2 separate regions of the Homo sapiens genome follow, and region 1 is linked to region 2. Evidence: read pairs that join two places in POLR2A ChIA-PET (ENCODE). Cell type or tissue: B cell. All regions are shown on one strand.

Region 1 (5,000 bases), 110 kb before region 2:
GATAAAGGGTACTTGGGAGGCCCAGACGGGTGGATCACTTGAGGTCAGGAGTTCGCGACCAGCCTGACCAACATGGTGAAACCCTACCTCTACTAAAAATACAAAAATTAGCCAGGTGTGGTGGTGCACACCTTGTAATCCCAGCTACTCGGGAGGCTGAGGAATGAGAATCACTTGATCCTGGGAGGCGGAGGTTGCAGTGAACTGAGATCACGCCTCTGCACTCCAGTCTGGGCTACAGAGTGAGACTCCGTCTGAACAACAACAACAAAAAAAGGTACTTGAGGAAGACCATTTAGAACCACCAAGAAGCTGTCTTGGTTGAGTGGGAAAGCATCAAAACAATGAAAGTTTCGGTTCTGGGACAGAGTAAAATGTAAGAGTAAGACACAAAATACTTGAAAAAAAGGCATGCAAAGTACTCTTGCTTTACTATATTTGCCCCTGAATCAGAAGGCCATGGAACAAAGAATCTCATGGAAAAACAGGACATGAGATGAAGTGACATGTTCATATTAGGCTATTACAAATACTAAAGTTTGACTAGAGACTCACTCTCAGACCGTGTCTAGTCTAGGGGCACCAGGTTGGGTATTTTCTCCACTATCGATGCTCAGCTTGCCTGCCTCATACTTTGTAGTCTGCCAAAATGGTATGTCCACAAACCAGATTAATGTTCCATACGACTTAATCAATCACTGTCTTTATTTTCTTTCCATTCTTCCCAAAAGAGCATTTTCATTATTATTTCAGCTGGATACTAATTTTAAAAGGTACTCTTTAGATATATCACAGTCCAGGAAAGGACAAATCAGCACAGATTAATCAGTGAGGAAGACCAATGATGGGGACTATCCTAAATATATTTTGTTGCCTTTTTTTGAAACCATTTTTTTTTAACTTTTAGAGACAGGGTCTTGCTCTTTCACCCAGGCTATCATCCTCCCACCAAAGCCTCCCCAGTAGCCGAGATTACAAGTGTATGCCACCACACCTGGCTAATTTATTAACCCATTTCCCTTTTAGAAAATAAAAGAGCAGCTCGCGGCCAGTGCTCATTTAATTTTACATAAACATGCTCTTTGATGCTGAAGGAAATCTGATTGATTTTCGTTTGTTTTTTGAGACGGAGTCTTGCTCTGTTGCCCAGGCTGGAGTGCAGTGGCGCGATCTCGGCTCACTGCAAGCTCCACCTCCCGGGTTCACACCATTCTCCTGCCTCAGCCTCCTGAGTAGCTGGTACTACAAGCGCCCGCCACCACGCCCGGCTAATTTTTTGTATTTTTAGTAGAGACGGGGTTTCACCATGTTAGCCAGGATGGTCTCGATCTCCTGACCTCGTGATCTGCCCGCCTTGGCCTCCCAAAGTTCTGGGATTACAGGCGTGAGCCACTGCGCCTGGCTGGAAATCTGATTGATTTTCAAGGTGAACATAAAATATAAAAACTGTCTTTGGAGTTATTTCTAAACAAAACTAACAGCAGGATGGTCTGAATCATCAGGATTGTCTATTTCAGAAAAATCAGATCCATCAAATGAATCTCTGGCCAACAACTGTTCATGAATGATATATTATTATTTTTTTTTTGAGATGGAATCTCGCTCTGTCACCAAGGCTAGTGTGCAGTGGTGGGATCTCGGCTCACTGCAACCTCCACCTCCTGGGTTCAAGCAATTCTCCTGCCTCAGCCTCCTGAGCAGCTGGGATTATAGGTGTGTGCCCCTACACCTGGCTAATTGTTATTTTAAATTTATTTATTTATTTATTTTTACTCTTTTTTGACACAGTTTTGTTCTTGTTGCCCAGGCTGGACTGCAATGGTGCAATCTTGGCTCACTGCAACCTCCACCTCCTGGGTTCAAGCGATTCTCCTGCCTCAGCCTCCCAAGTAGCTGGGATTACAGGTGTGCACCACCATGACCAGCTAATTTTTATGTTTTTAGTAGAGACGGGGTTTCACCATCTTGGCCAGGCTGGTCTCGAACTCCTGACCTCAGGTGATCCACCTGCCTCAGCCTCCCAAAGTGCTGGGATTACAGGCATGAGCCACCGTGCCCAGCTATTTATTTATTTAGAGACAGAGTTTTGTGCTTATTGCCCAGGCTAGAGTCCAGTGGTGTGATCTCGGCTCACCGCAACCTGTGCCTCTGAGTTCAAGCGATTTTCCTGCCTCAGCCTCCCGAGTAGCTGGGATTACAGGCATGCGCCACCACACCTGGCTAATTTTGTATTTTTAGTAGAAACACGCCTTCTCCATGTTGGTCAGACTGGTTTCGAACTCCCAACGTCAGGTGATCCACCCACCTCGGCCTCCCAAAGTGCTGGGATTACAGGCGTGAGCCAGCGTGACTGGCCAATTGTTGTATTTTTAGTAGAGACGGGGTTTCACCATGTTGGCCAGGTTGGTCTCGAACTCCTGAACTCCAGTGATTCGCCCGCCTCAGCCTCCCAAAGTGCTGGCATTACAGGCATAAGCCACCACGCCTGCCCAAGAATGATGTTAACATCACGCATAGGAATGCTATGTTTTCTAGGATTTGACATTTTCAGCAATCAAGAATAACTATATTTTGTAAGTAGAAATACCACTACTAAAAACAGAATGCTATAAATAGAATGATATCTTTTGTTTTCAAAGTCAGTATACTAGAGTGATGTGAAAATAATAAAAGCGAGATAGTTCGTGGCAAAGTTATCTTGGGGTAAATGCTGCAGCCGCCGGGCGTGATGGCTCACACCTGTAATCCCAGCGCTTTGGGAGGCCAAGGCAAGTGGATCACCTGAGGTCAAGAGTTCGAGACCAGCCTGCTGAAACCCCGTCTCTACTAGAAATACAAAAATTAGCGTGGTGGTGCATACCTGTAATCCCAGCTACTCGGGATGCCTGGGCAGGAGAATTGTTTGAACCTGGGAGGTGGAGGTTGCAGTGAGCTGAGATCACACCACTGCACTCCAGCTTGGACAACAGCAGCGAAACTCTGTCTCCAAAAAAAAAAAAAAAAAAAAAAAAAAAAATGCTGCAGCTGCCAAGTGCCCCTGGTGAGTATCATTGGGGAAAATGAGAAAGGGATTAATTTTGGCCGGACAAGATAGCTCAAGCCTGCAATCCCAGCACTTTGGGAGGCTGAGGTGGGTGGATCATGAGGTCAGGAGATCAAGGCCATCCTGGCTAACACAGTGAAACCCCATCTCTACTAAAAATATAAAAATTGGCCGGGCTTGGTGGCGGGTGCCTGTAGCCCCAGCTACTCGGGAGGCTGAGGCAGGAGAATGGTGTGAACCCAGGAGGCGGAGCTTGCAGAGTGAGCTGAGATCGCACCACTGCACTCCAGCCTGGGGGACAGAGCGAGACTCTGTCTCAAAAAAAAAAAAAAAAAAAAAAGAAAGGGGTTAATTTTTGGTACGGACAGGGTCTCACTATGTTGTCCAGGCTGGTCTTAAACTCCTGGGATTAAGTGATCCTTCGCTTCAAACTCCCAAAAAGTACTTGGGATTATAGGCATGAACCACCATATCTGGCCATACAGCTTTCTTTTAGAGAGGCCATATTTCAAAAGGATAAGCCAAATGATACTGTTTTGAATATGCAGCTCCTGAGAATGTTCCCATCTCCTCCCATATTGTAGGGATGACTTCACCTACCCGTTTACAAACTCTATATCGGGTAGTGTTCCTGAATCACGGAGAACTGGATAGGAGTCCCTTTTCAAAAACCTTCACCAGGCCACAGGGCATCACTGGGGAATAAGGAGATCACTCTCCCCATGGCAAGGCAGGAGAGGAGATGTACTTTTCATAGTTAGCCCCAATCAGTTTTCTAATGCATAGTAGCCAGACCCTGATTCTGGTTTCTTATGTGGCTAAAACTTTTAACAACTAAAAGAATGACTCTCTTACACGGAAGTAAAATTAATTTATTTCTGACTAAGGGAGACAGAGGAGAGAGACAACAACCAATAGGTATTTGGTCCCTCAAAATTAAATATAATACACTACGCCTCTCCATTAGCCTTTTAAGTATAGCAACACTTTCTGGAAGGGTTTTTATTAGGAGTTCAGGACAACTCCAAATTCTAAAGCCCTCTGGAAATCAGTTGAAAGCTGAGTAATAATGACAGTTTAAAAAAAAGAAGAGTCTGGGCATAGTGGCTCATGCCCGTGGTCCCAAGGCTTTGGGGGCCTGAGGCTGGAGGACTGCTTGAGCCCAGGAGTTTGAGACGAGCCTGGGCAGCATAGTAAAACCTCGTTTCTACAAAAAAATAAAAATAAAAAAACTAGCCAGGTGTGGTGGTGTGCGTCTGTGGTCCCAGCTACTCAGGAGGCTGAGGCAGAAGGATCACTTGAGCCTACGAGGTTGAGGCTGCAATGAGCTGAGATCATGCTACTGCACTCCAGCCTGGGTGACAGAGTGAGACCCTGTGTCAAAAATAAATAAATAAATAAATAAATAAATAAGAAAGAAAAAAGGAAGAAAATATGAAATACAGGCATTAAAATTTTGAGTTTTTACTCGTAACTTATAAGACTGTATTAATTATAGCCAAGAGATACCACATACCCAACCTGACCCCATTGCTTTTTACTTATGCCGCATATCAATTTCTAAGACTGGGTTAGCATTTTTTGGAAATAATTTTTTTTTTTTTTTTTTGAGATGGAGTTTCATTCTTGTCGCCCAGGCTGGAGTGCAATGGCACGATCTTGGCTCACTGCAACCTCCGCCTCCCAGGTTCAAGCGATTTTCCTGCCTCAGCCTCCTGAGTAGCTGGGATTACAGGCATGTGCCACCACGCCTGGCTAATTTTGTATTTTTAGTAGAGACAGGGTTTCTTCATGTTGCTCACGCTGGTCTCAACTTCCTGACCTCAGGTAATCTGCCTGCCTAGCCTCCCAAAGTGTTGGGATTACAGGTGTGAGCCACTGTGCCTGGCCTTTTTTTTTTTTCCCCCTTATTTTTCTTCTCTTTACGTAGAAAACTCTTCATGCAGGGGATAAGGTA
Region 2 (5,000 bases):
TTTGTTAACTAGTCTGCGTTGGGGGAACGGGACATTTAAACAGATATACACAATGGTTTCTCCACAGGCAGGCTTTGTTAATAATCCAGAGCAGATATATAGGGTGAGATAAGAGGTAGACAGATGGCTAGTGATTCCTCCCGCCATCACAGTGGCTCTGATTGGCAAGGACAGATCTGTGAGGCTGCATTGCCCTAAAACAGCCATTTGCAGGGAGAATAGAGCTTGGGGGATTCCCCAACTATGAACTCTCTGGCTTCAACCCTGACAATGGTATATGGGAAGAAGGAAATAAAAATGCATTCTAGAGGCATTGAGAACAGGGTCCCTGGCTGGAATAAATTGGCATCTTAATAAGATATTAATAAATCACTGCCTTTTTGAGCAAAGCTAAGACTCAACAAATGCTGAGAGTGAAAATCCAGTCACCATTTTCTTTTCTCTTATTTTCTCTTCTTTTCTTTTTTTGGGATGGAGTTTTGCTCTTGTTGCCCAGGCTGGAGTGCAGTGGCTCAATCTTGGCTCACTGCAACCTTCACCTCCTGGGTTCAAGCAATTCTCCCGCCTCAGCCTCCAAGTAGCTGGGATTACAGGCGTCCGCCACCACGCCCGGCCCACCCATTTCTTTTGGGAGACTTTAGGGTGTGAAAAGAGAACTCTTTAGTCTGGTTAAGCTAAACTATTTCCAATTTCTCCTTAAATGTTAAGGAGGAAGTAAAGATGTCCCAAACAGTGTAGGTCTAAACTAAAATAGAGAAGTTGGTTGTGAAGGTTCCCCAGGAGGTAGCATAATCAGTGGCTAAAAAGCTTTGGCCGGGCGCCATGGCTCACGCCTGTAATCCCAGCACTTTGGGAGGCCGAGGCAGGCGGATCATGAGGTCAGGAGTTTGAGACCAGCCTGGCCAACATAGTGAAACCCCGTCTCTACTACAAATACAAAAAATAGCTGAGCATTGTAGTCCCTGCCTGTAATCCCAGCCACTCAGGAGGCTGAGGCAGGAGAACCGTTTGAACCAGGGAGGCGGAGGTTGCAGGGAGCCGAGATCGCGCCACTGCACTCCAGCCTGGGCAACAGAGGGAGACTCCGTCTCAAAAAAAAACAAACAAAAAAAGAGACTGAGGTGGAGGATTGCTGGAGCCCAGGAGTTGGACTATGAACTATGACTATGCCACTGCACTTCAGCCTGAGTGACAGTGAAACCATGTCTCTAAAAAAAAAAAAAAAAAAAAAAAAGAAGGGAAGGAAGGTTTTAAGTAAAGATGCTTCAATATTTAAGAAACTTGAAGTTTTCATGTGAGTCAAGAGTTTGCATAGACATTAAGTGTGATGACTTATTCCTCGATTCTCTTCCCCCTCCCTTTTTTTTTTTTTTTTTTTTTTGAGACAGTCTCACCGTGTCACCCAGCCTGGAGTGCAATGGCATGATCTTGGCTCGCTGCAACCTCCACCTCCCGGGTACAAGCAATTCTCCTGCCTCAGCTTCCTGAGAAGTTGGGATTACAAGCACCCGCCACCATGCCTGGCTAATTTTTGTGTTTTTAGTAGAGACAGGGTTTCACCATGTTGGCCAGGCTGGTCTCAAACTCCCTGTCTCAGGTGATCCGCCCCCCTCTGCCTCCCAAAGTGCTGGGATAACAGGCATGAGCCACCACACCCGGCCCTCTTCCCTATCCTAACTCCTGGTTTCTCTCCCCGACCCCCGACCCTGGTGTCTCCGCTTTCTATTCTTCCCTCTTCCCTGACTCCAGCTGCCTCTTTCTCCTCATCACCTGCCTCCTGAAGTCTCTTTCTTTCCAGCCTTCTCTCCATCATTTGGCCCACCCCCTCCTCCATGTTCATCTCACTCTCCTGGCCCAGTATCATCTGACTGAATGGCTTTCCCACTTTCCTTTACCATCCATTTGTTGCCCTTAATCACCTCAATCCCGTGCTCTCTGATTTTGTTACTTAACCATTTCCTGAACATCTCCCTCCACCCGCACCCCCCACCCCGGGAAAAAAGAAAAAAAGAAAGAAAACTTCTTCTAGGGTTAAAGGGTGTTGGGGGGTGATTATAAGCTTTAAGTGATAGAAAGTTTTCTTTTTTTTCTTTTTTTGAGTTGGAGTCTCGCTCTGTTGCCCAGGCTAGAGTGCAGTGGCGCGATCTCAGCTCACTGCAAACTCCACCTCCTGGGTTCAAGCGATTCACCTGTCTCAGCCTCCTGAGTAGCTGGAATTACAGGTGCCCGCCACCGTGCCTGGCTAATTTTTGTATTTTTAGTAGAGACGGGGTTTCACCATGTTGGCCAGGCTGGTCTCGAATTCCTGACCTGGTGATCCACCCACCTCCGCCTCCCAAAGTGCTGGGATTACAGCCGTGAGCCACCACGCCCAGCTGAAAGTTTTCTTTCTTTTTTCTTTTCTTTTCTTTTTTTTTTTTTTTTGAGTTTGGAACCTGAATTGATCAGGGGGAAAAAAATGAAGCAGAAATGCCCTGCAGATTCTTGGATCATCAAACATGGGTGTCACATGAGGTTCTTGCATGGAATGTGGCTGACGCTTTCCTTGGGACCATGGGACCACCACCCTCCCTGGCCCCATGCTTCCTTGCTGCCATCTTTTCCAGGTATGTCACCTTCCGCTGTGCAGACCCACTGCTCCTGAGCGCTGGGGTGTACTTTGGCTGTTGGGGCAACTGCAGCAGTGTCTGGGCCCCACCTGCTCTTTAGCAGCCTTAGCTTCGCTTTGGGGCCAGGCCACCCTCATTTCTCACTTCTAAAAGGGTGGGACTTCCTGCTGTGCCCGAGAGTGGAGCTCTAAGATGCAGAGCCTGTGCCTCAGCTACACCTGTGCTTGCTGGGGGAAGTTTCTGGCACCCTGGGGTTTCAGGGTCTGTTTGCAACCTTGCACTAGATTCCCAGCTTGGGTTGGTGGTGACAGTCATACAGGGCTCCAGCCACTTCCCCAAAGGGCCAAATGCTTAAGCACTTAGACCTGTTTAGCCCCTCCCAATGAGTCTGATCTTTTTTTATCTTCTTCAAGGGCATTCGCTACCTTTCATCAGTTTCTGCTAAAGCTGGTGTTCCTTCAGCCACTTTGTGAGAGGTTCTGAACCCGTCAGAACTTCAGTTCTCTTTAATAAAACAGAGTAGGCTGGGCGCGGTGGCTTAAGCCTGTAATCCCAGCACTTTGGGAGACCAAGGCGGGCAGATCACCTGAGGTCAGGAGTTCAAGACCAGCCTGGGCAACATTGTGAAACCCTATCTCTACTAAAAATACAAAAATTAGCTGGGCGCGGTGGCACATGCCTGTATTCCCAGCTACTCGGGAGGCTGAGGTAGGAGAATCACTTAAGCCTGGGAGGCAGGCGGAGGTTGCAGTGAGCCCGAGATCGTGCCACTGCACTCTAGCCTGGGCAACAGAGCAAGACTCTGTCTCAAAAAAATATATATTATATATAATATATGTATATAAATATATATAATATATATAAAACATAATACATGTATATAAATATATATAATATATATAAAACATATATTTAAAACATATATATTTTATATATATAATGTATATAAATAAAACAGAAGTAGTGACTCCTGCCCTGTTTCCTCCTAGGATTGTTGTGGAGTGAAATGGACTAATGGACATGAATACCCTTTGGAAACTAGAAGACAACTTATTTTAGAAAGGATTTCTGAGGTCTTGCACAGTGCCTCATGCCTGTAATCCCAGCACTTTGGGAGGCCAAGGTGGGCAGATCACCTGAGGTTGGGAGTTCGAGACCAGCCTGACCAACATGGAGAAACCCCATGTCTACTAAAAATACAAAATTAGCTGGGCATGGTGGCACATGCCTGTAATCACAGCTACTTGGGAGGCTGAGACAGGAGAATCACTTGAACCCGGGAGGCAGAGGTTGCAGTGACCCGAAATCGCGCTTTTGCACTCCAGCCTGGACAACAAGAGTGAAACTCCATCTCAAAAAAAAAAAGAAAAAAAAAGGATTTCTGGTTTTCCTATTTTTAAAAAATTTTTTACTTGGTAATTTTTTTTTTCATAGAAACAGGGTCTCACTATGTTCCCCAGGCTGGTCTCGAACTCCTGGCCTCATGTGATACTCCTGCCTTGACCTCCCAAAGTGCCTGGGATTACAGGCATGAGCCACTGCACCTGGCCAGTTCTCCTATTTTAAATTTATTTTTATTTTATTGTGGTAAGAACACTTGATGTGAGATTTACCATTTTAACAAAGTTTTAAGTGTACAATGCATTGTCCAGTTTCTTTTTCTCCTACATGTAGGATTTGGGTACTTACTGAGTACACTGTGCCCAATGCTAAATTAAGTGCTTGGATAGAGAAAGGAGATTTGAAAAGTTAGAAGGCTTGACTTTTACCTTCGAAAACTTCATATCGAAGAAAGGACACCATGAAGATGTGACATACTCAGAGAACAATCATCATTCCAATGAATTGCTGGAAGATCATTTAGACCATAAGAACTGGTCTTCAAATTGCACTTGGATATAAGCCCCGTGGGGCAGGAAGTTTTGTTCATTGCTGGATTCCCCAATGCCTAGAACAGTGCCAGGCATAGTTGGCACTCATTCCTTCATATTTATTGAATCAGCCAATAAAGTAGTGCAGTGTTGCTTTTGAGGGAAGGAATATGAAGGCTGGAGAGCATTGAATCCTTGCAGAGAAGCTTGGTTTTGTGAGAGCAAGAGAGGCACATATGTTCTGGAGCAGAGAAGGTTGATGTAATAGTAATTGTTGCAGAGAAACTGTTCCTGCAGCTGTCATTGCAGCTGGAATAGAAGTGATAGAAACCAAATCCTGTACTACTGCAAACCAAGCCAGGAGGTATGTGAATCTTGGGCCAAGTTCTTCACTGTCTTTTTATTCCAGCTCCTCTTGTGATCTTGTCTTTCTGCTCCACTTACCTCTACTGTCTCCAGTTTAGGATGTTGACTTTAGAGTCCACGTCACAGTGCAACTTTTTTTATTTTGTTTTGTTTT

Evidence for each region. Peaks named below come from ENCODE experiments on the same cell type or tissue, not always from the same donor. Only the 100,000 strongest peaks of a DNase experiment are listed, where the experiment ranks them.
Region 1: POLR2A ChIA-PET joins it to region 2 with 9 read pairs; 20 of 35 experiments call an interaction of 5 or more read pairs at or near these places.

Annotation. Positions count from the first base shown.
Region 1 is chr11:67,222,845-67,227,844 of GRCh38, reverse strand. The region is part of intron 10 of KDM2A (lysine demethylase 2A); the gene reads right to left. Among named protein-coding and RNA genes, the nearest start is that of GRK2, 41 kb to the left of the region's middle. RefSeq lists an enhancer at 4,708-5,000. In B cell, no CTCF peak of the experiment used is centred here; no DNase peak of the experiment used is centred here.
Region 2 is chr11:67,111,254-67,116,253 of GRCh38, reverse strand. It overlaps LOC107984341 (a long non-coding RNA gene), which reads left to right. Exons shown (of 2, transcript NR_160735.1): 2 at 3,599-3,962. Among named protein-coding and RNA genes, the nearest start is that of KDM2A, 5.5 kb to the left of the region's middle. In B cell, no CTCF peak of the experiment used is centred here; DNase peaks (open chromatin) are centred at 753 and 2,863.